Linked DNA regions of Homo sapiens: regions 2 and 3 are each linked to region 1. The links are chromatin loops, found by intact Hi-C in ENCODE. Cell type or tissue: heart right ventricle. All regions are shown on one strand.

Region 1 (8,000 bases):
TCAGGCTCCCTAGCCAGGGGCAGCCTCCCAAATGAGCAGAAATGATGCAGTGAGTCAAACAGCCAAGACTGGCATTTCCACAGAATTGCTTTATGGTTTGAGGCTTTGATCTTCATTCCTACTTGTCTGTTTCCAAACTGGGAAATGGGGATGACATCTACATTACTAGAGAGTAGATTTGATGTCTATCTATCCAAAATTGTACAATGTTCAGAACTGTGCCTCAGTCAGTGAAGGTTTTGTTTTTTTTTTTTTTTTTTTTTTTGATGGTAGTAGTGGTGATGATGAAGAAAGTGATACTGATGATGAAGGTCTCAGACTGCTCTGGTTCAAATCCTGCTCTTACTTACAGCTTTGAGAGTTAAATTCTCTGACTCTCAGTTTTCTCGTCTGTGAAGTGGGATTAATAATAGTACCTAATTCAGAGAGTATTGGGATGAAATGAGATAATCCATGTAAAGTGCTTAGGACAGTGTCTGGCATAGACATAGTCAATAAAAAAGGGGCTTTTATTAGAACCATTATGGTGAAGATGAGAACACTGAGACATCAGTTAAGGGACAAAGTAGAGGATTCTAGTTAAGAGTGACAAAGTGATTTGGGGAGAGTGCTTAGGAATAATTTGTAATTTGTTCTACGAAGTCTAGTTTTGCCAAGGCAGTAAAATATACCTCAGGCTGCAATTCCTGCCTCCTGCCGAGTACTCAGCAGAGACAGGCTGTCTAATGGCCCTTGGGTGGTGCGTGGTTCATCTCATCTGCTTAGGTCCTTAGGAGACGAGGCAGTGAAAGTCTCCCTCTCTTTTGGAAACAAGCCTCAGTGGCTGTGACAGCTGGGTTTTAAAAGGAGAAACTTGGATTTGAAACTTGGGCTAGGCTAAGAAGGAATTCCTTTTGTGAACCGGCACTGTCTAATTGCTCCGTGTCCTCATTGGTAAGCAGTACTTCCCCAGGCTTGCCTGTCATTTTCCAAAAATCACTTGACACTAATTGGCCGTGCCAGAGAAACCATTACTGAAAATTTAAAGGCTTCTGGTGGATTTTTTCTTGCCAAATTCTTGGCAGGAGTTTCATCTCATCTCACTTAATATTAATCTCCCCAATTCCAAAAGGCTACAGGTGGTCAGAATTGGAAGGAAGCAGAGGAGATTAACAGCCTTTACCCCCATGTTTCCCCAAACCATGTACAACACAGCTGGCCCTTAGGAGATGCCTACAGTGGCCTTTACTCCTCCCCTAACCTCACCTGCTCATAGCCTCACGTGGTTTGTCCACTGCCTAACATAGCACTGGCAGTAAGAGTACCCGTGACATATCTGTGAATTGGACTTTAAAAAAATATTCAGATATAATTTCTGGACCATACAATTCACCATTTAAAGTATACCAGTCAATGGTTTTTAGCATGCTCAGAGTTGTGTCACCACAATCAATTTTAGAATATTTTCATCACAGCCAGGCGCGGTGGCTCATGCCTGTAAACCCAGCACTTTGGGAAGCTGAGGCGGGCAGATCATGAGGTCAGGAGATTGAGACCATCCTGGCTAACACGGTGAAACCCCATCTCTACTAAAAATATAAAAAATTAGCTGGGCATGGTGGCACGTGCCTGTAGTCCCAGCTACTTGGGAGGGTGAGGCAGGAGAATCCCTTGAACCTGGGAGGCAGAGGCTGCAGTGAGCTGAGATCACGCCATTGTGTTCCAGCCTGGGTGACAGAGCAAGACTCTGTCTCAAAAAAAAAAAAAAAAAAAAAGAATATTTTCATCACTCCAAAAGAAGACCCATATTCATTAGCAGCCACTTCCCATTCCCCATTGCCCCCCAAAGCTAAATACATTCTCCAAGTGACTCATGCAATAGGTGCTTGGTAGAACCATGGTCTTCCAGTCCAAATAGACCGTGGCTGGCCTGTGTTCTGAACCATTCAGTAAAGATGAACCCATCTCCCACCTCGCCCTGGGCTGCCATCCTGACGTGGCAGTAGGGATTAGATGGCCAAGAATGACCAGGTACTGGGAAGACCAGGCCTCTGTGGAGGCTCCAGATTTCAGACCATGCACCCAAGTGTCTAAGAAAATACAAATGTATTAATTTTTTTTCTCGATAACAAAAGTTTGTCTATGATGATCCCCCTTTCCATCAGGTAGTAGGGACTTGATTTTGGTCAATTTGTGTTTTCAGTTTTGGTCAATTTGTATGTCCTGGTTGGGGGCATAGTTTATGCCAAGGCATGGTGGTGGCGGGGGGCATCTATCCTGCCACCCTGACTGGCATTGCTGGGATGTTCTCATCCCTAACCAATGAGTCCTCTATCCAGATACAGGCTACTGGGCTTCCTCCTTTTATCAACCCTAGGCCAGTTCAGAATGGTGCAGGTCTACATTCCCCTAGAAGCTTGGGAGACATTCTATGGCTCCCCTAATCCTCTCAGCTGTGGGAAAGTCACTTCCATCCCCCTCTTGGGCCTGGAATCATGTTGCTGCCATCCTGCCACACTTTGCCTGAAGAGCTCTGCATGCCTGTCTCAGGGCCAAATGTCTGGACAATCACATAGACACTTCTATGCTGACCTTGGCGGGTGGGCACAACAGGGGAATCCAGGGTCTTGCTGCCACTCTGGACTCTGCCCAAGGACTGAGGACACAGTTTTCTGCTTCTCTTAGATTCTTAAACCTACCTGGGATCTCTTTCTCAAGGTGAGATGGGGAATGGGTCCTTTTAGGGGCTCCCTGCTGCTCTCCCGCTAGTCCTGTCACTCCTCCATCCTAGGAACCCTCCTACGGCTACCAGGATGGGGAAAATATGGTGCATCCTTCCAAATCTTTGCTATTGCAACTAGGCTTGTGAAATGTAAACGCCAAGATGGTTTTATTTCTTTGCTGTGTTTTCCCTGGCATCCCTTCCCAAGTCAAGGAAAGCAGATGTCTAATGCCCCCAAAAGGGAAGGGTATACATGCAACAGGAAACACCAGGAAAGGAAATCTGCTCTATTCTCTCACCATTCTTCCCCTGCCTCACCTTCAGAGCCTCAGCAACACCCCTCGGCAGGGGAGAGGCTGCCTGGGCTCTTCTCTGGATACTTTGATGGGAATTTGGAATTCTCCTGAAGTCAGCCTGAAAAAGAATTAAGTCACACATTATTGTGTGACTCTTCCAATCCCATCTTTTGATCCTGTGTGTGCTACAGGATAAGTTGTCCCAGCCAGGGTTATTGCTCACTTCAAACCACGTGTGAAGAACCTCAGCTTCCTCCTAGCCTGAAGCCAGTGCCTTCTTGCTGTCCCCAGGGCTCCTAACTGCTTCTTTTTCCACTTTCCAGGCAGGTTTTGTGGCGATAAGATCCCGGAGCCCCTCGTCTCCACGGACAGCCGGCTCTGGGTGGAGTTCCGCAGCAGCAGCAACATCTTGGGCAAGGGCTTCTTTGCAGCGTACGAAGGTTTGTGCGAGGTGAAAGCAGCTGCTCGGTGGCCCCTCATAAGCTCTGTCCTTCCCAGGCAGCCCACTGTCCCTCTCCCAGCCCAGACACTCCAGGCCAGAGCCACAGGGGTGGGGGCAGCCACCACAGGGGGCAAGCTGAGGATTCCACAGCCCCTCCTGCAACATTCTGGAAGCAGAGGCCAGCTGTGCCCACTTCAGAAGTAGTGCCATCCTTCTGACGCCATCCCACTCAACCCTCATTCCAGGCCAGCTGAGGAGTCGGCTTCCCCCATACAGGACGGTATTGGGGGGATCTAGAACCCTGTGGAAATGATAGCAGCCTCTGAATTGCTGTGTGAGCCTAAGCAAAGAATCTGACCTCTCTAGGCCTCTGTTTGTTTCCTTTGTGAAAAGAAGACTTTGGGCAACATCAAGGAATTTCCAACTGCGTTTCTTAGAAGGGCCTCTGAGGCTACCCTGGTGGCTGAGTAGAGGGAACCAATAGGTCTGGGCTCTAGGCAGCTGCCACCAGGTGATGGTGCTTCTATTTCTTCTATGTCTTGAGCTTCTCTGGCTCATTCCCCACCCCACCGTACCCTCTACCAAAAAAAAAAAAAAAAAAAGAAAGGGGAAAACTACCAGAAAATTACCAAGGGTCCTTTGGCCTTACATTACCAAGGGTCCTTCGGCCTTAAATTATTACAATTTTAGAGAGGCCAAAGTTTTGTCTTTGTAAAATAAGTAATGTGCATGTGTGCGCATGTGTGCACGTGTGCGCGCACGGGTCCTTTCCTACCAGCGGTCCTGTACTCTCTACCTTGAATCACCTGGGGAACTTCACGGCTACGCAGCGCTCCCCAACACCCACTGGAATCAGAACCTCTGGGGAGTGTGGCCCCAGCTTCCACAGTTTGCAAACTCCCTCAGGCGATTTTGATGCACAGCGAAGTTAGAGAACCACTGCTTTATGTGGTTTTTTCTTTATATGAAAAAAATTCAGAGTTAAAGACAAATGCAATCGTGCCTTTCTGGAGGCGCGGTGTTTGTGGGCTGGAGATGAAAATGTTGGTGAGCGGAGCCACCTAGTGGTGGCAAGCGCTGTTCCCCCCGCCTCCCCAACCTTCCTTCCTAAGTAAGATCTGACCAGGGCCCCCGTCTTCCTCTCCTGATGTCTCTTTCTAAAGCTACCTGCGGGGGAGACATGAACAAAGATGCCGGTCAGATTCAATCTCCCAACTATCCGGATGACTACAGACCTTCCAAGGAATGTGTCTGGAGGATTACGGTTTCAGAGGGGTTTCACGTGGGACTTACCTTCCAAGCTTTTGAGGTGAGTGCTGCTCAGACCGGCTTCCCAAGGAAACGGCAACTTTTGCTAGACATCCTCCACTCTGTAAAGATGGGTTTTCATTTTTGGCTAAAAACAGGAACCTAAGAGGCTATTCTCAAGCCCATAGTGAATTGTGCCCGGACATCTGACATCAACATCTATGCAGGCTTTGAAATGGGGTTTGACACCTTTCTGAGGGCAGTAAGAGAGGTTGAGAATAATAATCAAAGTGAAAATTCAGGATGGGATCCAGGGAAGTTTGGTAGAATTGTTCTTCTCTATTTATCCTCTTAGACTCTTCTCAGTTTGATTCACCCTTGACTTCTGCAAGTAAGGAGTGAACTAGGAAGCAGCATGGAGAGACCTGGGACACACTTGGGTCCTTTGGCCTCTTGGTTAGATTTTGAGAGTGATATTTGGGTTCTCTTCTTAAATCAAAAACCTTAAAGCAGAACCATCTGCCATCCACCTTGCCTCTGTTTCTTCCTTTAGATTGAAAGGCACGACAGCTGTGCATATGACTACCTGGAAGTCCGGGATGGCCCCACGGAAGAGAGTGCCCTGATCGGCCACTTTTGTGGCTATGAGAAGCCGGAGGATGTGAAATCGAGCTCCAACAGACTGTGGATGAAGTTTGTGTCCGATGGCTCTATCAATAAAGCGGGCTTTGCAGCCAATTTTTTCAAGGGTATGAATTAGCAGTTTGTTTCCACTTTTAGGCACAAGAAGAAATATTGCTCCCCCTGGCCTAAGACACACAAAACCATATGGAAGCTTACCACCAAACAAGGCTCCCTGCAGAGAAAAGGCAGCGATGCATTTCAGAGCTGGGTGTGAGCCCCCAGCAGAGTTCCCAACTGATCAGGAGCAGGCTCAGCCTTGGCTTCCACACGATAGAAAGTTCTGTACTTGGAAATTAGATCTAATAAGTTTACAAGGGCAAACTACACGGTAGTGAAACTGAGCATGGAATAACAGCAAATATTTGGATAGCAGCTATCATTAATTGATCACCTACTGTGTACCAAGAACTGTGTAAGGTACTTGACTTACATAATGTCATTTAATTCCCCAAATAACCCTGTGAGTTAGATTTGGATCAGGGCTGGGCAGGGCTTCTCAGGATCATGCAGGTAGTTAAGTGGCAGATCGGGGATCTAATTCAGTCGGCCTAATTCCTAAGCTCAAACTCTTTCTACAACATTGCTACTATTCCTTGATGTGGGCCAGAGAGGCAACCCAGGTGTTCAGCTCCTGGAACATCAGTGCCCCTAGACTACATGCTTACCCCCACATGATCGGGGTTGGGAGGAGAATAAGGGGTGGCACTCTGGGAACAAATTTCCGTGTTGCCCTGGGGACCTGCTGCTCTGTAGGGTCCTGATGGAACCAGGCCCAGAATGGCATGGGCAGACCGAGCTTTCCTGGCCCCAGAAGAGCCAGCTTCCAACCCTCCTTTGAACGGGCAGGTCCTCCTTCTCTGCTGTCAGGCCCCTGAAAGCCCTGAAGACCACACCCTAAGAGGGAAGCATGGCTGCTCCCCACTGCATTGGGCCTGGGCGCCCAGGAGCACAGCAGCAGCCCTTGAGTAGAGACATTCAGTCCTCTGCTGCTGTGGCCCCTTAATCAGTGACCCCACTTCCCCAGCCCCCCTACAACTTGTGCTTGCCCAGAGCCTGCTTTCTCCTCTTCCCTCCTCTCCTAGGACTCCTGGCTGAGCCAGCACAGAAATCCCAGTCCCTCCCTTGCTTCCATTCTCCTCTTCTGCCCCATCTTAGACCTTCTCCCAGGTTCTACGTGAACAGCCTGGGTGTCAAAAGAACCCACTTCTGCACTGTCACCCAGAGCAGGCAGCCATTCGTCCTTACTGAAGCTTCAGTTTTCCTCTCTGTAAAATAGGAAGAAGGACATCTGCCCATTGTACCTAAGCAATTGTTGTGAAGCCCCAAAGAAAGGACGGCTGTGGAGGCACTTAAAAGCTGGCAGGTGACAAACAAGGGGTGGGGCTGTTATTTTTTCCTATTTTGAGGTATCGGGGAAGAGCAAAACCCAAACAGCAGCAGAGGAGAATCATGATGGCGCTGAAGGATTGGAGACAAAACTGAGTTGCTTCTTTCTCAAGCCAAAAAAAAAAAGAAAAAAAAGAAAAAAAAAGCCAGGCCATAGCACTTGTATTTTGAAAGCAGGTCAGCTTCTGATTGCACAGGGAAGATATGACAGCCTTAGTTGAGATGCCTGGAAATTCACAGCCCCAATCCCACCCTGGCCCAGCCTGCACATGCCTGGTGTCTCCCAGCCTGGGGTGGCCCCTGTCTGACTTGGCAGCAGTGACACCGGCTGGGTGGCCTCAAGCAAGTTGCATGATTTCTCCAGTTGCACAGCTTCTGTTGCACAAGCTCCAGTCTCTCTACCTGGAGAGACAATGCTGCCAGGTGATTGCAAGGCTGTCATCAGGAGAAAATGGAATAGTGCAAGTCAATACACCGAGTGTAGTGTTTAGTCCCGTTCATTGTCTTTGCTAGGGAAGGAATCTTTGAAGTGGTTATTCTTTCTGGAAAAACCGATGCGACAATTTCTTCTGGCTATTGTGATGGACTGGTTTCCTATTCCTGCTGTAGCAATTTACCACAGGCTTGGTGGCTTAAAACAATGCACACTTATTATCCTACAGTTGTGGAGGTCAGAAGTCTAACATGGGTCTCACTGGGATAAAATCAAGGGGATGGCAGGGCTGCATTCCTTCTTGAGGTTCTAAGGGAGAATCTATTTCTTTGCCTTTTCCAGCTTCTAGGAGCTGCCTGAATTCCTTGGCTCATGGTCCCCTTCCATGGTCAAAGCCAGTAATGGCCAGTGTGTCATTCTCATGCCACATTCTCTCTGCTGCATCACAGACCTCTGCTCCGGTCAGCACATCTCCTCCTTCTGACCCTAACTTCCTTCCACCTCTTTGCCTTACACGGACCTGGTGTTGACATTGAGCCCACCCAGATAATCCAGGAGAATCTCCTCATCTCCAAGATCCTTCATTTAACCACACCTGCAGAGTCCTTCTTTCACCTAATTAAGATCCTTAATTTAACCACACTTGCAGAATCTTACATTAAGGTAACAGATTCACAGATTGTAGAGGCCAAGCTGTAGACAGCTTTGGAAGGCCTTATTCTGCCTACCACATGTCATGAATGATTATGAGGTTGTCATTCTAATTCTGTTTATTCCAGTCCCCTTGGCCTTCTCCTCCCCTGACTTCCA
Region 2 (8,000 bases), 120 kb before region 1:
AAGTATTGGTGAACTAGGCTTGCTAATTGATAACTGCAGCAGTTTGTGTTTACTCCAGTTCATCAGCTTAGGTCATTTGAAAGATATAAGAGCTTAAGGCAAGAAAGAAATAACATGGAATTCTATTTGAAGGACAACAGAACATTCTTGGAAAAGCAGCTCCAGTTGGTTTTTCAACTGTCAAACTTGAATGTGTAAGTCCCCACAGAGCATGGACAGTCGGTGCAGAGTTCCAAGGAAACAATTATTGCCTGATGACCACTTCCATTTTGTATACACTCTTTGGTTCGTATAGGCCATATTCCAACTGGCTTTTTAGTAATAGAAATCCAGTATATAATGTATCAAATACAATTGAGGTTCTAACCTAGTGTGTTAATTTATCTGAATTTGGATTTTTAAAAAGTAATAAAAAGTTAAATGTACTTCCTTTGGATTCCTTATTTCTTTCCTTTTTGAAACATGAACCAAGCATAAGGGATAACCCATTATTGACAGGCAAATGAATAACTTAGTAATAGTTTTCCACAATTAAAGCAGGGGTCTGCAGACTTTTTCTGTGAAGGTCTAGATAGTAAATACTTTCAGCTTTGAGGGCTATGCAGTCTCTGTTGAAACTATCGTTGTAGCACCAAAGCAGCCATAGTAGACTACATAAACTAATGAGCATGGCTATGTTCCAGTATAACTTCACAAAAATGGCCCACAGGCCATAGTCCGCTAACCCCTGGAATGATGTATTTAAAATTTAAGGTTTAAATTTGTATTTCAAAAGTGAACTGTAATATACAGTAAAGTTGAGAGAATGGTCCAGTGAATAAGATTGGTCTTTCTTAAGAATGATTTTTCTTTTATTGCCATTCTTTTGACTTTTTTGTATACCTATTCTGACTCTTACACTCAGACTTTACCATCTATTTGCCTGCCATCCTCTGATTGATGATTCTTTGCATTTGTTTAGCATTTACTACTTTTTCAAAGCAGTTTCACTTGTTCCTTCACAACCATCCTGTGAAGCTGGTAGAGTAGATAGCTGTGTTTTATGGATAAGAAACCACAGCTAAAGGTGCTCTTATGTTTAGCCCAGAAGTCATCAAGATTCAGGGCCCTGTTGTCTTGACTATTGTAACTGTAAAATGGGGGTGTCACCCTCTCTAGCCTGGGAGGCAGGTAATATATGTAGAAGTCACATTGAAAATTAGTGTTCTATACGAATGGAAGAGATTATTTTTATTGTGCCACATTGAAATCAGTGGTTAATTTCTCCATGTCTATTTGTATGTTTTGTTTTTCCGTTTCTGACTAGTTTTTAAAAATCCTGACCAACCTCCTTGGTTCTTTTCCCCTAGTTTTATTAGGTGCCTCAGTCAACACCTGTACTTGGCAATTCCCGTTAGCCACATCATTGGTACAAATTTGGATTACTTTTTATTTCTTTAATGAACACTTTTTGTCTGGTTGGAAAACTAAGGACAGAAGGGACTCGTATGCAGCCAGCTTCTTGATTTCAAGTGAACTATTTTTGTGGAACTGTTACTCTGCAATATAACATTAGAAAAGGGGGGAATAAGCCTAATTGGGACATGTGGAATCAGTGTAGTTTACAAATGTATTTTAAATTACTTGATTATTTGAAATGATTTTCAAAGTTTGCACGATTACTTTGCTTGACAGCGATTTCAAAGGAAAAAAATGTGGGAGATGGTTGCAGGGGAAAATTGATATAAGTGGGGCTGGCCAATGTTATGGTTATTCTTAGTGTCTCAGTCTAAGCCACTAGGATTGCAAGACTTAATATTGAAGGTCAGTGAAGAAAAGGGAGAGTCTAGAAAGTGAGACATGGAAGGTGATTCTAAGTTGGGGTTGGTCAGAGAGGTCTGCTGCAGTTATAGACCAGAAAGGGCAGTCCTGGATAGGTAAGTGTCACAGATAGGGTAGCTGCAATGCTGGCATGAGGATGTGGGATATGCGATTATCAGTGTGTCCCAGGCAGAGACATGGAGGGTGTGAAGCAGCCTTGTTAGGATGACTGCAGGGTGTTTTAATGCCAGAAGACTGGAATGTGGGAGTTGTAAGGAGCCAAGACTGGAAAGGTGAAAGGAAGGCTTGATGATGGACGGAGGACCTGTTATGCCACCCTGAAGAACTTGAATAAAGGTTTTGGAGAGCCAGGAAGGGTTTTAAGCAGCTGCTAAAAATTGTAGTATCTTTAATTACATTCTCCAGAAAACTGAGTATCTTCTCAGTGGTGAGCAATGTAAATGAAGGAATGAGCTGGCCTGGAACAAATTATCATGTATAGTCGCTTGGAAAGGCAAAATGAGAAAGTGGCCCAGGTGGATAAAACTCAGTAGACTTGAAGGGGCAAGAGAACCCAGTTACTCTGGGTGGGAGATGGACATCTAAGAGGAGAAAAACACTTGTTCAGGTTCACAGAGGACCCAGAGATATGGCAGAGGAAACCCTGAAGTAATTATTAATGTAATAATGGAGCTAAGTTGAGCAGTTTTATGTCATAAAGCCTGTTACTCTACCTCCAGTTTTTTCATGGTTTTTAAATTAAAGAAAAATACATTATAAAAATCATCTAAACCCAGATTAGAGTTTAGCTTTTATAGTTCTATCTTATGGTGTCCCTTTTCAATTATTCTTTTCTGATCTTTCTAGTGAACCAAATATTTTGTTGCCATTTATTGGTTGATAGCCAAAGTAGCAACTAAACTGGCCTTCTACTTTAATAACATAAAACTGTGCAGCTTGTTCATTCTTCAACACCACTGTCTTCAAAATATTTGGACAAAGGGTGTTGGTGAGAAGACCTGGCCACTACTCACCAGCTGGGCATTAGAGGTCATAAAAGCTCACAACCTCATTGCTTGCACAAGAGGTGGCCTCTCATGTCTATTTTCCAGAGGAATTCCCTTCTAATAAGGAAGCCAGTTGGTGGTTTGCCTAGTGCCATCTGGAGACCTGGAAGTGTCACAGAAGTTTGTTAGGCCTTTTAGATGTTGACTCTTTGGACTCGTCTACTGAGAGGTGATGACCTTCATGGGGGTGAATGCAGAGAGCTATGGCGTTGGGTTTGACTCCTGGCTTTCAGGCAGAAATGCATGCCATTCAACCCCCTCCCACTCCTTTGCCTATGCGCTGGCCACTTGGCCTTCCTGCCATTTGGTGGCATTTATCCTCTTCAAATTCCTTCCTTCCACCTGCCAGTTTCTAACCAGATCTTGCCCTGTCTGGCTCCATTCTGTATGTTATGTGCCCATTTGATGAAAACAGCATGAGGCAGGGTCAACATTGCATTTCTTTCTAAGAACGAGGACAAAATATGAGTAGCATCCTTCCAATAGTTAACTTTTAGCCCTTTACTTGTGTGAAGGACTTGTTATCCCAGTTGATAGATGAGAAGACAGATGACCATAAGTGCAAGAAATTCAGAGTTTGATGTGAAGCCCAGCTCTGGGCTCCCTGTTGACTATTTTGTCATTGATGTATGTGAAACCATGTGGAAATCCAAAAGGAAAGTTGTCCATTTTTCTGCTTGCAGTTTAAATTGAAAAAAGATTCTACTGGGCATGATGCAAAACATTTCTACACATACACATTTGTGTGTTATAGTTGACAGGGCCATTTTACTTGCATAAAAAGATCTTTGAAAAGCCTCACAGTAATAATACTTTTTATATCTCTAAATCAAAATGGCTCAGTTCTGAGAATTTTTACATTTTAGGTACAAAATAGAAGTGGGTTTCAAATAGCTCTTGATTAGTGTCATTATTTGGGCATATGTTTTTAATTGGCAAAAAAAAAACAGACTTCAGAAATTGGTCATTTTTATTCCATCAAGTTAACGGTGAGTGGCTTATTTAATAAAAACATGTCTGTAATTTAACACAAGTAGCACGTACAGCTGTTCATTTGTGTCTTTTTGACTGTGTGAAGCATCTTAGACGGTTTTACTGAAAGATAGGGTCACCGAGAGGGGAAATCTGTGGACTTAAATCTTTTTTCATTACCTATCGCCGGCCACTAGGTTAGGTTAGTTGCCGCCAGCAAGCGCCCTTCATGGCTCGACTAGGGAATGTGGAGAGAGCTGAGAGAATCGAAATCCTCGATTTTTTTTTCTTTGCTGAGAGGGACCTGAGAGACATTCACTCATCCCTGCAAAGAAGCAGCTGCCCGAATGCACATAGCCAGTTGGTAGTGACATGAATCCGTACACAGGGCTCCTGGTCCAGCGCTCCGAGTTCTAACCACTCTGGCCACGTGTGCATCGGGGAGTTGTAAAGTGAGTTATGGAAATAAAACAAGGCGAGAAGCCCAGTCCCGATCTTCAGGAGCAGCATTCTCGGGAGCCAGAGGCCGAGGTGGCGCCCCGGGCAGGCGCCTTAGGCTGGGTGGGTGCGGAGCTGGCCCCGGCCTTTGGCTCCAGCATCTTCACCTCGCTCGCCTGCCTCCGAAGTTGCGAAGGTGCCGGGAAGAGGAGGGGCCTCGCCTCGGGCGCCCGAGTGATTGGCTGCTTAGGGCCCCGGGCGAAGGCTGTGTGGTCCAGCCCTGGTGGAGAGGGGCGGAGCGGCCACTGCTCCAACCACCGCCGCCACCGCCACACTCGCAGCCGCCGCAGCCTCGGCCGCCGGGCAAGTAGCTCCGAGCGGCTGCTTCCCGGTTGCCTCGACGAAGACAGGGGGCGCCGCGCTCCGCTTGCTCCGCGCCTGAGCCATGCCCAGCAGCCCTGTGTAACCACCGAGTCCCGGCCGGAGCCGACCGACCCAGTGTGCGCCGTCTTTCGGCCGAGCTGAGCTTTCGTGCACGCAACTCCCTCTGCCCCAGCCGGCCCCGCGCCACCATGCCCCGGGCGACTGCACTTGGGGCCCTGGTGTCACTGCTGCTGCTGCTGCCGCTGCCTCGCGGCGCCGGGGGACTCGGGGAGCGCCCGGACGCCACCGCAGACTACTCAGAGCTGGACGGCGAGGAGGGCACGGAGCAGCAGCTGGAGCATTACCACGACCCTTGCAAAGCCGGTAGGTGCCGCCGCTGGGGAAGTCCCGCAGAAGTTTGCCTTTGAAATGCAAATGAGGTGGTGGGCAAGCCTGCACTACCGTCTATGGGGCGGGTCTCCCCTCCCCTCCCCTGAGATCCCCGGCTCCCCCGGAAGACAATGCCTCCGAGGAATTGCTTAAAAACCACTCCGAGGCTGGGATGTCCCGGCCCCAGGTTTGCGGTGCGCACCGGGGGGCGACAGCTGGCGCGTTCCCAAAGCGAATCAGAGCGGGTGCCAGAGGCCGAGAGGGCGCCCAGGGGCCGGGGTGGGTGCCAGGGCCGCCTGACAGCGAGTGGGCAGCACTGGCCACCGCCAGACGCTCCGGGCCGGAGCAGAAGAGCTGGACTGGGCGCGGCGCTCCGAGGCTCAGATGGAGTTCCTGGCTCCGATTTCACAGCATTTTTAAGTTTCGCGCAAAGTTTCCCAAGATCTGTGGTTACTCTTGGGAGATTTTAAAAAGAAAAGCGTCACAGCGGGCAAAAGGAAAGGGGTCGCCGAGGGAGAATGAGCAAGACTCGAATAGCCGGAAACTTCCCTGTAGCGGTACCGGCCTGAGGGTCGCTCTGGGCGGGCGGAGATGGAAGCCGGCAGGTGCTCTAATCCCTCCAGGAAGCGGCGCCCCAGGACGTACGGGCCTTTCGGGCGCAATCGCCGCCCGGGCGCTGCAGCTCCCGCTTCCTCGGGGCCACTGATCGGCTCGTGAGTCCTGAGGGGAGCGGCTTCCGAGCTGGAGTCGTTGAAGCGTTAGCCTCCGAAGGGCCAAGCGCATGTTCCAGCAAGCTGATGAGTGTGGGGCAGTTCCAGCACGGACAGAGGGGTGCTCACGCTCACGCTCCCAGGGAGATGCTGGGCTCAGAGGCTCGCACAGACGCTCCTGGCCCATGGCCAGTGTCCCGCGAGTAGTGGTGTTTATCTCCGGCTTTGTGGGGCCCCGTTTCACTTGGCGGTCGGCAGAGAAGAATGGGGAGGGAAGAGCGCGACCTCCACCCTCGGCGAGGCAGGTGCTCCTTCCCGGGGCTGTGGCCGGCCAGGTCTCTGCGGGGCCTGTGGGCCAGTGGTTGCCCCTTCACGCCCTGGAAACCTCTATCAGTTCCAGGTTACTCATCTCTAAATTGGTGGCAGTAATTATAGGAGGACTCAGGTGATTTGTGGGAAAATTCTCTGCAAGTGAAATGATGGCATTGTCGTTATTTTTTATTGTTTCTATCACTGCAGTGGCTCGGGTCTAGGCTGGGGGTTGGGAGGGTCAGAACTGGGTAAAGTCTGGGGAAGACCAGGTTACTAGGAGGCAGGAGGAGTTTGTGAGACTTGAGAATCTTGTGAAGGTTTGAGATCAAACTAGTCTTGAGGGGCCTGGTCTTAGTAAGGGAAGTTTCCTGCAGAATATCTACCTACTGCTGTATCTCTTGGGGCTTCTGAGTTAGGAAGGTGGGCAGAGGAGTTGGTTCCTGGACAACTGGAGAAAACCTCAGCAGGTAGCATGCCTGGCCCAGGTACCATGAGTTCCTTATGGGACCTAATTCAAGGCCAGGGAGAAGAGGCTCCAGAGCACTATTGGAATGGCAGCCTGGCCCTGAAAAGAGGGCCACTGAAGCTGGGAAAATAGGTGTGGGATAAAGGGAGTGGCTGGACCACCTCCCCCACTTGTCAGATCCTAGACCCTGCTGGGTGTGACCTGGGGACTCTGGGAGGCAGTGTGGGCCGCTGAGGCCCGGAGTGGGGAAGTGATTGATTTGCTCAGGAATGTATTGTGCATCTCCAGTATGCTGGGTGCTGGTCTGGGCACTTGTGAATCCAGATGTGAAAGAGGCATGCCAGCTCCCCGTCTCAGCCTTGGAGGATAACCCTGAGGCAGGCTTGCCTGTTACAGCCTCATTTTCCCCAGTAATTTTAGAGAAAATGCAAGATAATCAGGGGCACGCATATTCTGTGATTCTTCACAGACAGAATGGGATGCACAGGCAGGGCTGGAAGGCAGAGGATATGGCCAGTGTGGCTTCAGCCAGCTGCAGGCACCCTCCTCAGACTCCTTGAATTCTCCCAACTCATTGGCCTCTCCCTGGGCTACACTGATGCTAAGAGTGGCCAGAAGAGGGCGATGATAAGGACAACCTGGGGGAAAAGGTAACATCTCAGTCCGCCCATCCTCTTGGAAATTGCCTGACCTGGAGAACAGCTGTCTGGAAGGCCAGCAAGCAGTTCATCAGTGTACTGAAGTCTCAGAGAAAGGACTTGCCTCTTGGCTAGCGGGACACTGCATTTCCTGGTTGCATATTTAAGGCAAACCTTTAGGGGCAGCCTCCCATTCTATCTCAGTGAAATCCTAACTCCCTGACTCTTCTGGCCAGAAGCTCTCCTTTTAGGACCTGCCTCAGGGCTGCAAAGCTAAAACACCTCCCACTGTCCCTTCTTGGTGTGGGTCTCCATTCCTACTGTGGACTCAGAATGCAGAGGGGAGGGTCTTGAATCTGTTCCTGGCTTTTCAGGATCTGTGTTACCGGGACGACTCCCCTCCTCTCTGGGCCTCAGTTCCTTACCTGCAGAATGAAAATGTCTGCCTTGTTAGAATTACAAAGTGACATGTCCAGAGAGCTTGTGCTCTTGGTCCTCATCAACCGTCTTGCCCTGGGCCTACTTCATACCTTGCAAGCACTTCAGTGTGAGCCCCCTGGCTGCTTCCTATCCAGTGTTCTATGAGTCTATGATCTTTGGTTCTAGCCCAACCTCTTAGAAGCTGAACAAACTGGTAATTTTACCATTTCTAATTTTACCATTTCACTACTTTTGCAATTTTTAATACCATTTTTACCATTTACTCTGCCACTTACAAGCTGTGTATCCTTGGGCAAATCACTTGATTTCTCTGGGCATTAGCTTCCTCATTTGTAAATGGGGATGATTCCTGATAAAGTACTTAGAACAGTGCTTGAAATATAGTTAGATACTTTTTATAAAT
Region 3 (8,000 bases), 350 kb before region 1:
GTGCAGTGGTGTGATCACGGCTCACTGCAGCCTCGACCTCCTGGGCTCAAGCAATCCTTCCACCTCAGCCTCCCGAATAGCTAGGACTACAGGTATGTACCACCATACCCAGCTAATTTTTCTATTTTTTTTTTTTAAAGATGGAATTTCGCTCTTGTTGCCCAGGCTGGAGTGCAGTGGTCCAATCTCCGCTCACTGCAACCTCTGCCTCCCAGGTTCAACCAATTCTGCCTCAGCCTCCTGAGTAGCTGGGATTACAGGCATCCACCACCACATCCAGCTAATTTTTGTATTTTTGTATTTTTTTAAGTAGAGATGGGGTTTCATCATGTTGGCCAGGCTGGTCTCGAACTTCTGACCTCAGGTGATCCACCTGCCTTGGCCTCCCAAAGTGCAGGGATTACAGGTGTGAGCCACTGCACCAGGCCAATTTTTGTATTTTTTGTGGAGATGGGGTTTTGCCATGTTGCCCAGGCTGGTCTCGAACTTCTGGGCTTAAGTGATCTGCCCGCCTTGGCCTCCCAAAGTGCTGGGATTACAGGTGTGAGCCACCATGTCCAGCCGTGCACACTTAATTCCTTCTCAGAGTTTGCTTCCTGGGGAGCACAACTGGGACAATTACTTAGGGAAAAAAGTAAGCAGTGAACTTCTATGATCCTATTTGTGTGACGAATATATATATACTTCCAAATGCGTAGAAAATTTGTGGAACCACACAAAAGGTGCTGTTAACAATAGCCACCTTCAAGGATGAGGTCTGGGATCTTTTGGGATGGGGAAGGTGTGGCTTTATACTCTTTACCATAAACATGAATTACTTTTTCTTTTATCATTAAAAAAGCCTTTTACTTCTGAAGAGGCATGCAGTCGAAATATGAATAGTTGTCATAGCTGCTGTTTGTGAAACACGTTCTACATACCATCTATTTCAGCACGCATTCCCTAGTCCTCACAGTGATGCAAAGAGGTGGATGCCTGATTACACCATTTTGCAGATAAGGACACTGAGTGTCAGAGATGCCAAGTGACTGGTCCAGGAGCATTGGTTACCAGGCAGAGGAACTGGAATAGACTTGGGCTGTCACTCCAAAGTTCAGGTTCTTTCTGAGCTTAATCAGGATGTGTGTCTTTCTGTCAGCCCAAATGATACCTTATGTTCTAAGCCAAGAATATGGTATGGGGGAAAGAGCAAATTACTGGGAGTTGAGCAAGCTTCTGTTCCTGTTGCCATCATTAGCTAAGTGACCTCTGTGCCATTTATTTATTTATTTATTAGAGACTGGGTCCCACTATGTTGCCCAGGTTAATCTCAAACTCCTGAGCTCAAGAGATCCTCCTGCCTTGGCCTCCTGAAGTGCTGGGATTACAGGCCTGAGCCACCATGCCTGGCTTCTCTGTACCATTTATTGTCTCTGTGCTGCACTCACCTCATCTGGAAAATTCCCAAAGGCAGTTTGGTGTAGAGACAGAACCAAAAAGCTCTGGGGTTGACATAGCTGTATCCCTCTATTTACTGTGTGATTTTTAGTAAGTTACTTAACCTCTCTGAGCCTCAGTTTTCCATTCTCTGAAGAAGAGAAAATGGGTTGTAAGACTCAGGGTTGTTATGAGGGTTAAATAAGATAGTGTAACAGCATTTATTGTATTCTAAGCACTCAAAAAAAGAACTCTCTCCTCCTTGAAATATAAACTTTGATTTTGGGGGTAAAGAAAAACTGCCCATAGTTTTAGTATAAGTAACAACACCCAATTTGATGAAGAAAATATGTTTAATGTATGTGAAAGGACTGGTTTGGGATTCTTTTATGGTTCAGCAGAAGAAAGAAACCATTTTTCTCATACCCATAGTCTAACTCCACACAGATCCACTGACAGATCTCCTAGGGGGATAGGCTGTCCTGGATGGGAAGTGAGAGAGCGAGAGGTCCCACCTGGAGAGTGTGAAGGGGAAAAAACGAATCCCTAGACTTGGGAAGAGTGATATTATTGTGGGTTGAATGGTGGCTCCCAAAAACGTGGCCCACATCTTAACCCCTGGAACCCGTGAATGTGACGTTATTTGGAAAAAGGGTCTTTGCAGATATAATCCCAAGGTGAGATCATCCTGGATTATCTGTTGGGTTTTTTTTTTGTTTTGTTTTGAGATTGAGTCTTGCTCTTGTCACCCAGGCTGGAGTGCAGTGGCACGACCTCAGCTTACTGCAGCCTCCGCCTCCAGGTTCAAGTGATTCTCTTGCCTCAGCCTCCGGAGTAGCTGGGATTACAGGTGTGTGCCACCACACTTGGCTAATTTTTGTATTTTTTTTTTTTTTTAATTTTAGTAGAGACAGGGTTTCACCATGTTGACCAGGCTGGTCTCGAACTCCTGATCTCAGGTGATCTGCCTGCCTTGGCCTCCCAAAGTGCTGGGATTACAGGCATGAACCACCACGCCCAGGCCATCCTGGATTATCTGGATGGACCCTAAATCCAATGACAAGTGTTCTTATAAGAGACATAGAAGAGAGACCTGGGGAAAAGAGGTGATATGAGGAGGGAGGCAGAGATCTGAGTTATGCAGCCACAAGCCAAGGAACTCCTGGAGCCACCAGAAGCTGGAAGGAGCAATGAAGGATTGTCCTCCATGTCTTCAGAGGGAGTGCCGTCCTGCTGACACCTTGATTCCAGACTTTTGGCCTCCTGAATTGTGAAAGAATAAACATCTGGTTCAGGCCTGGTGGCTCATGTCTATAATCCCAGCACTTTGGGAGGCTGAGGTGGGCAGATTGCTTGAGCCTAGGAGTTTCAGACCAGCCTGGGCAACATGGCGAAACCCTATTTCTACAAAAAAAATCCCCCCAAAATTAGCCGGATATGGTGACATGCGCTTGTAGTCCCAGCTACTTGGGAGGCTCAGGTGGGAGGATCACTTTGAGTCTGGGGGGCAGAGGTTACAGTAAGCCAAGACTGCACCACTGCATTCCAGCTTGGGTGACAGAGTGAAGCCTTATCTGAAAATTTAAAAAAAAAATTGTGTAGTTTTAAGCCATGAAATTTGTGGTAATGTGTCACAGCAGCCACGGGGAACTAATACAAGTGGCATGGGACAATTTTAGTGGCAACTCTGGGAAAAGAACCAAGATTAAAAGACATCAAGAGAGGACCCATTCAACTAAATATGTAGCATCAGACAATAGGGATGCAGACCTCACACCGACGACATACTAACCTTCTGAAACCAAGTCACACAGAGAGGGAAGTAGGTCAGTAGAACCGACAGGACATCAGGGTAGGAAACCAAAGAGGCCGTGTTGCCTGAAGTGAGGGATGCCGGCCATCTCAGATCCTGCCCCAGCAATGGCAAAATGGATCTCTCAGATGCTGGGAGATTAGACAGAGATATACAAAGAACGAGCACATTTCTGTTAGAATAGGAAAAAATAAAAAATAAAAGGGAAATGGTCAAGAGGTAGGAAGATATAGCTTCCTCTCAAGGAGCCAATAGCCACTGGGGTGTGCTGTTTTCTCATGATCAAAGGTTTGAGAGGGATGACTCACAAGCCTCTACTGAAGGGTCTCACAGAGAAATGCACCAAAAAGAAAGGGTATGGAAGCAACCTAAGTGTCCAGTACCAGAGGACAGGTGAAATGATAGCACAGCCGCACAACAGGGCATGATGCAGCCACAGTGCTGTGGATGAATGTTCACTCAATTGAAATATGTTCAAGACATATTAAGTGCAGAAAGCAAGCGTGAAACAGTAGGTACAATGTAATCCTGTTCCTCATATGTAAAATGCAGATGAAGGTAATAGTAGTTACCCTATAGAATTGTTACAAGCATTTGATTAATATATGCAAAGTGCTTGGCAGTACCTAGAACATGTAGATGCTGTACAGCATCACTGTTTTATCATCACTTATTTTTTTTTAATTCTTAACATTTTTATTTTATTTATTTATGTTTAGACAGAGTCTTGCTCTGTCACCCAGGCTGGAATGCAGTGGTGCAATCTCGGTTCACTGCAACCTCCACCTCCCAGGTTCAAGTGATTCTCGAGCCTCAGCCTCCCAAGTAGCTGGGACTATAGGTGCATGACCCCATGCCCAGCTAATTTTTGTATCTTATTTTATTTTTGAGATGAAGTTTCACTCTTGTTGCCCAGGCTGGAGTGCGATGGTGTGATCTTGGCTCACTGCAACCTCCACCTCCCGGGTTCAAGAGATTCTCCTGCCTCAGCCTCTCGAGTAGCTGGGATTACAGGGGCCCGCCACCACGCCCAGCTAATTTTTGTATTTTTAGTAGAGACAGGGTTTCACCATGTTGATCAGGTGGGTCTCAAACTCCTGACCTCAAGTGATCGGCCCGCCTCGGCCTCCCAAAGTGCTGGGATTACAGGCATGAGCCACCGTGCCCGGCCTAAAACAATTTTTTTTTTAATATGGAATGCTTCGTGAATTTGCATGTCATCCTTGCACAGGGGCCATGCCAATCTTCTCTGTATTGTCCCAATTTTAGTATATGGGCTGCCGCAGTGAGCACTATCATCGCTTCTTTTAAGTATTCAGGTCCACTGTTCTGACCCTTGGGGGTCAATGTATTTTGTGATTCAAACTTTTTCAGATTTTACAAAGGTGTATAATTATGGAACATCCTTAGTGTGCTTGAAGTAGCAACTCACGACAGCCAAATTCATTAATATTTCTGCAGTGAAACATACGAGTATTCACATTAAGTGAGATAACTGAAGAATATAAATAGCACCACATCAGTTTGGATCAGGTGGTGCAGCCAAATAAATTCACTACAAACTTGGAAAACAAACACAAAAACAAAACAACCTTGTGGTTCCAGGGATTTTTGCCTGGGGGAATTACAGATGAGAGACTGTCGACCTGTTTATATAGAAGCATCAGGAAAGCCTGAATGCATTGTCTTGTTACGGTGCTGCTGCTCACTGAGGAGACTGCGGCTTATTTTTATTTTTATTTTTGCCTTTTGACTTTGCTGTTTTAATTTTTCTGCACTGAGTATTAAATACTTTTTTGCCTATAGTTTCTTGAATTTCAATCGATTCAGATAAATGTAACACAAATTTAACCCAAGGAGAATATTGCGTTGCTCAGTGGACCTCAAAAAGATCATAGCCAGCATTGGGTTCACAATTTTCATTTGCACCTTTAAGAAAGTATATTTTTCTGGGGAGGCAGGGAACACTAAAGGAGATGGAGCGGGTTTTTCTATTCTTTTTCTTCTGTCTTTAAGTTGGTCCCACCAACACAGTCCATATCCAGAACTAGTTAATTCCTCATCTAGGGCTTGCTTTACCTCCCCTCCCCTCCCCTCCCTTTCCTCTCTCTCTCTCTCTCCCCCTCCCCTCCCCTTTCTTTTTTGAGATGGAGTCTTGCTCTGTCGCCCAGGCTAGAGTGCAGTGGCGTGATCTCGGCTCACTGCAACCTCTGCCTTCTGGGTTCAAGCAATTCGCCCACCTCAGCCTCTGGAGTAGCTGGGACTACAGGTGCGCGCCACCATGCCCAGATACTTTTTGTATTTTTAGTAGAGACAGGGTTTCATCATATTGTCCAGGCTGGCCTTGAACTCCTGACCTTGTGATCTGCCCGCCTCAGCCTCCCAAAGTGCTGGTATTACAGGCATGAGCCACCGTGCCCAGTCCCTCCTCTTTCATGATAAATATATATTAGTTTTACATTAAAAAGTAAAACAAGGCCAGACATGGTGCATTCTGCCTGTAATCCCAGCATTTTGAGAGGCTGAGGTGGGAGGATTGCTTGAGGCCAGGAGTTCAAGACCAGCCTGGGCAATATAGCCAGACCCGGTCTCTACCAAAAATGAACTGAGTTAGCTTGGCATGTTGGTATGTGTCTGTAGTCCCGGCTACTCGGGAGGCTGAGGCAGGAAGATGGCTTGAGCCCAAGATTTTGAGGTGGCAGTGAGCTGTGATTGCATCACTGTACTACAGCCTGGGCGAGAGAGCAATACCTTATTTCTCTAAAGAAAAAAAATAAGGGAATCAGGCGTTGTAGCTCACGCCTGTAATCCCAACACTTTGAGAGGCTGAGGTGGGTGGATCACCTGAGGTCAGGAGTTTGAGACCAGCCTGGCCAACATGATGAAATTCTGTCTCTACTAAAAATACAAAAATTAGCTGGGTGTCGTCGTGGGCGCCTGTAGTCTCAGCTACTCAAGAGGCTGAGGCAGGAGAATTGCTTGAACCCAGGTGGCAGAGGTTGCAGTGAGCTGAGATCGCACCACTGCGCTCCAGCCTGGGTGACAGAGCGAGACTCTGTCTCAAAAATAAATAAATAAAATTAAAATTAAAAAAAAGGTAAATCAGTAACCACAATAAACTGAAAAATAAATAGAATGTGGGGACAAGTGAGAGAAGTGTGTGTGGACAGGGGAAATGGGGGAAGAAGGACCCTGCAGGGACACGGAGGGGGTTTAGGGGAGGTTTTTAGGGAGTGAGCTGCCTCATGAGTCAGGAAGGAGATGTTGCTGGGCAGAGCTGCAGTCAGTGAGGCAGGGAGAGGTGGCTGTTCTGGGCGACTTTGCAGCTCAGGGCAGGCGCAGGGCCCAGAAGGGGAACGGGAAGTGTCGAAACATCCGTGGGACGCCCTGCTGAGTTCTCCAACCCTGAAACCCGGGACCCTTTCCTGTACAGCTTCTTGGGAGCTTGAACAATTTGAGGGAGGTGACATATCCAGGAGGAAATTTCAATGCACATGTGTGAGGTCTTCTAGTCAACTGTCTATGTGGTTGAGGATTCCTTAGAATGATGAAAAACAAGCACTAATAGAAGGACCTGTGGCTATATCTACATCATCTATGTCTATGTATATATTTATTTTAAATCATGAGCCTTGCCAGACTCGGATTGGCTGATGGTTGAGGGACTTCTGCCAGAGGGCTGGCCAACCTGGGAAAGGGAAGTGTGCCTAAGCTAATGGAGGTTACAGAAGAAGGGGTGGGAAAGGCTTGCAGAAATTCTAAATAGAAAAGGAGCTTTGGATTAGGCAAGTCATATGTGGACTTTAAGGACATTGGAAGGTAGAAAATGCCAGATGAGGAAGACATCATGTACACACAAAATCTATAGCCCCAAGCCCTGATCCCTGTTGTCAGGACCCAAGACCAATTGCTAGTGAAGGGACACAGAGGCGAGAGAGTCCCAGAGGAAGGAGACCCTCCAGGGAAGGGTTCAGGAGGCAACAGCTCCCTCACAGTTCACAGAGGAGCCCTCATCCCCCAGCAAAGTCCATGAGCTGCCCAGGAGAGAAAGCTGATTTCTTTCCCACTTACCATGCGTAGGAGGACCCCCATGAGAATCTGGGCCTACCCATATGGCCAGCTCTTGGAGGCCTAGGACGGCCCAAGGGGCAAGGCTCAACAGAAGGTCAGGGCTGCCTCGGTGGAAGGGCTGCTGAGTGTGTGTGACGGACCTATGACGTGTGACCTGGCAGTGACTCTTAAACTAGGCTTTGCGGTACCCTGGACCAAGGCAGTCTACAGCTAAAACAGGAGTCTTTTCTGCATTTGTAGATAGAATTATCTTAATTTTAAAAATATTATTTTGGCTGGGTGTGGTGGCTCACGCCTGTAATCCCAACACTTTGGGAGGCCGAGGCAGGCAGATCACCTGAGGTCAGGAGTTCAAGACCAGCCTGGCCAACATGGCGAAACCCCATCTCTACTAAAAGTACAAAAATTAGCCGGGTGTGGTGGCACATGCCTGTAATACCAGCTACTGGGGAGGCTGAGGCAGGAGAATCGCTTGAACCCGGGAGGCGGAGGCTGCAGTGAGCCAAGATCGCGCCATTGCACTCCAGCCTGGGCAACAAGAGTGAGACTCCGTCTCAAAAACATAATTTCTTTCTTTCTTTCTCTCTTTCTTTCTTCCTTCCTTCCTCCCTCCCTCCTTCCCTTCCCTTCCTTTCCCTTCCCTCCCCTCCCCTCTCTCTCTCTCTTTCTTTCCCTCCCTCCCTCCCTCTCTCTCTTTCTT

What was found. A loop is a pair of places that touch in the nucleus more often than their neighbours do. Peaks named below come from ENCODE experiments on the same cell type or tissue, not always from the same donor. Only the 100,000 strongest peaks of a DNase experiment are listed, where the experiment ranks them.
Region 2: it touches region 1 in a loop (11-fold over the local background); 92 of 110 quality-filtered maps call a loop at or near these places.
Region 3: it touches region 1 in a loop (3.0-fold over the local background); 25 of 110 quality-filtered maps call a loop at or near these places.

What each region holds. Positions count from the first base shown.
Region 1 is chr10:96,392,623-96,400,622 of GRCh38, reverse strand. It overlaps TLL2 (tolloid like 2), which reads left to right. Exons shown (of 21, transcript NM_012465.4): 11 at 3,321-3,437; 12 at 4,603-4,748; 13 at 5,241-5,436. Among named protein-coding and RNA genes, the nearest start is that of OPALIN, 38 kb to the right of the region's middle. RefSeq lists an enhancer at 2,981-3,509. In heart right ventricle, a CTCF peak has its summit at 4,500 (motif pointing left); DNase peaks (open chromatin) are centred at 2,546 and 4,492; H3K27ac peaks cover 3,032 bases; H3K27me3 peaks cover 1,611 bases.
Region 2 is chr10:96,510,535-96,518,534 of GRCh38, reverse strand. TLL2 (tolloid like 2) reads left to right here and starts at 4,609. Exons shown (of 21, transcript NM_012465.4): 1 at 4,609-5,024. The coding sequence starts at 4,850. It overlaps TM9SF3 (transmembrane 9 superfamily member 3), which reads left to right. Exons shown (of 15, transcript NM_020123.4): 15 at 1-425. RefSeq lists enhancers at 4,759-4,828, 6,018-6,537. In heart right ventricle, CTCF peaks have their summits at 4,474, 4,685 and 7,133 (motif pointing right); DNase peaks (open chromatin) are centred at 4,604, 5,255, 5,839 and 7,144; H3K4me3 peaks cover 3,198 bases; H3K27ac peaks cover 2,095 bases.
Region 3 is chr10:96,739,689-96,747,688 of GRCh38, reverse strand. It overlaps the pseudogene RNU6-1274P. Among named protein-coding and RNA genes, the nearest start is that of PIK3AP1, 23 kb to the right of the region's middle. RefSeq lists enhancers at 3,550-3,599, 6,422-6,491. In heart right ventricle, a CTCF peak has its summit at 3,479; a DNase peak (open chromatin) is centred at 6,568; H3K27ac peaks cover 1,581 bases; H3K27me3 peaks cover 860 bases.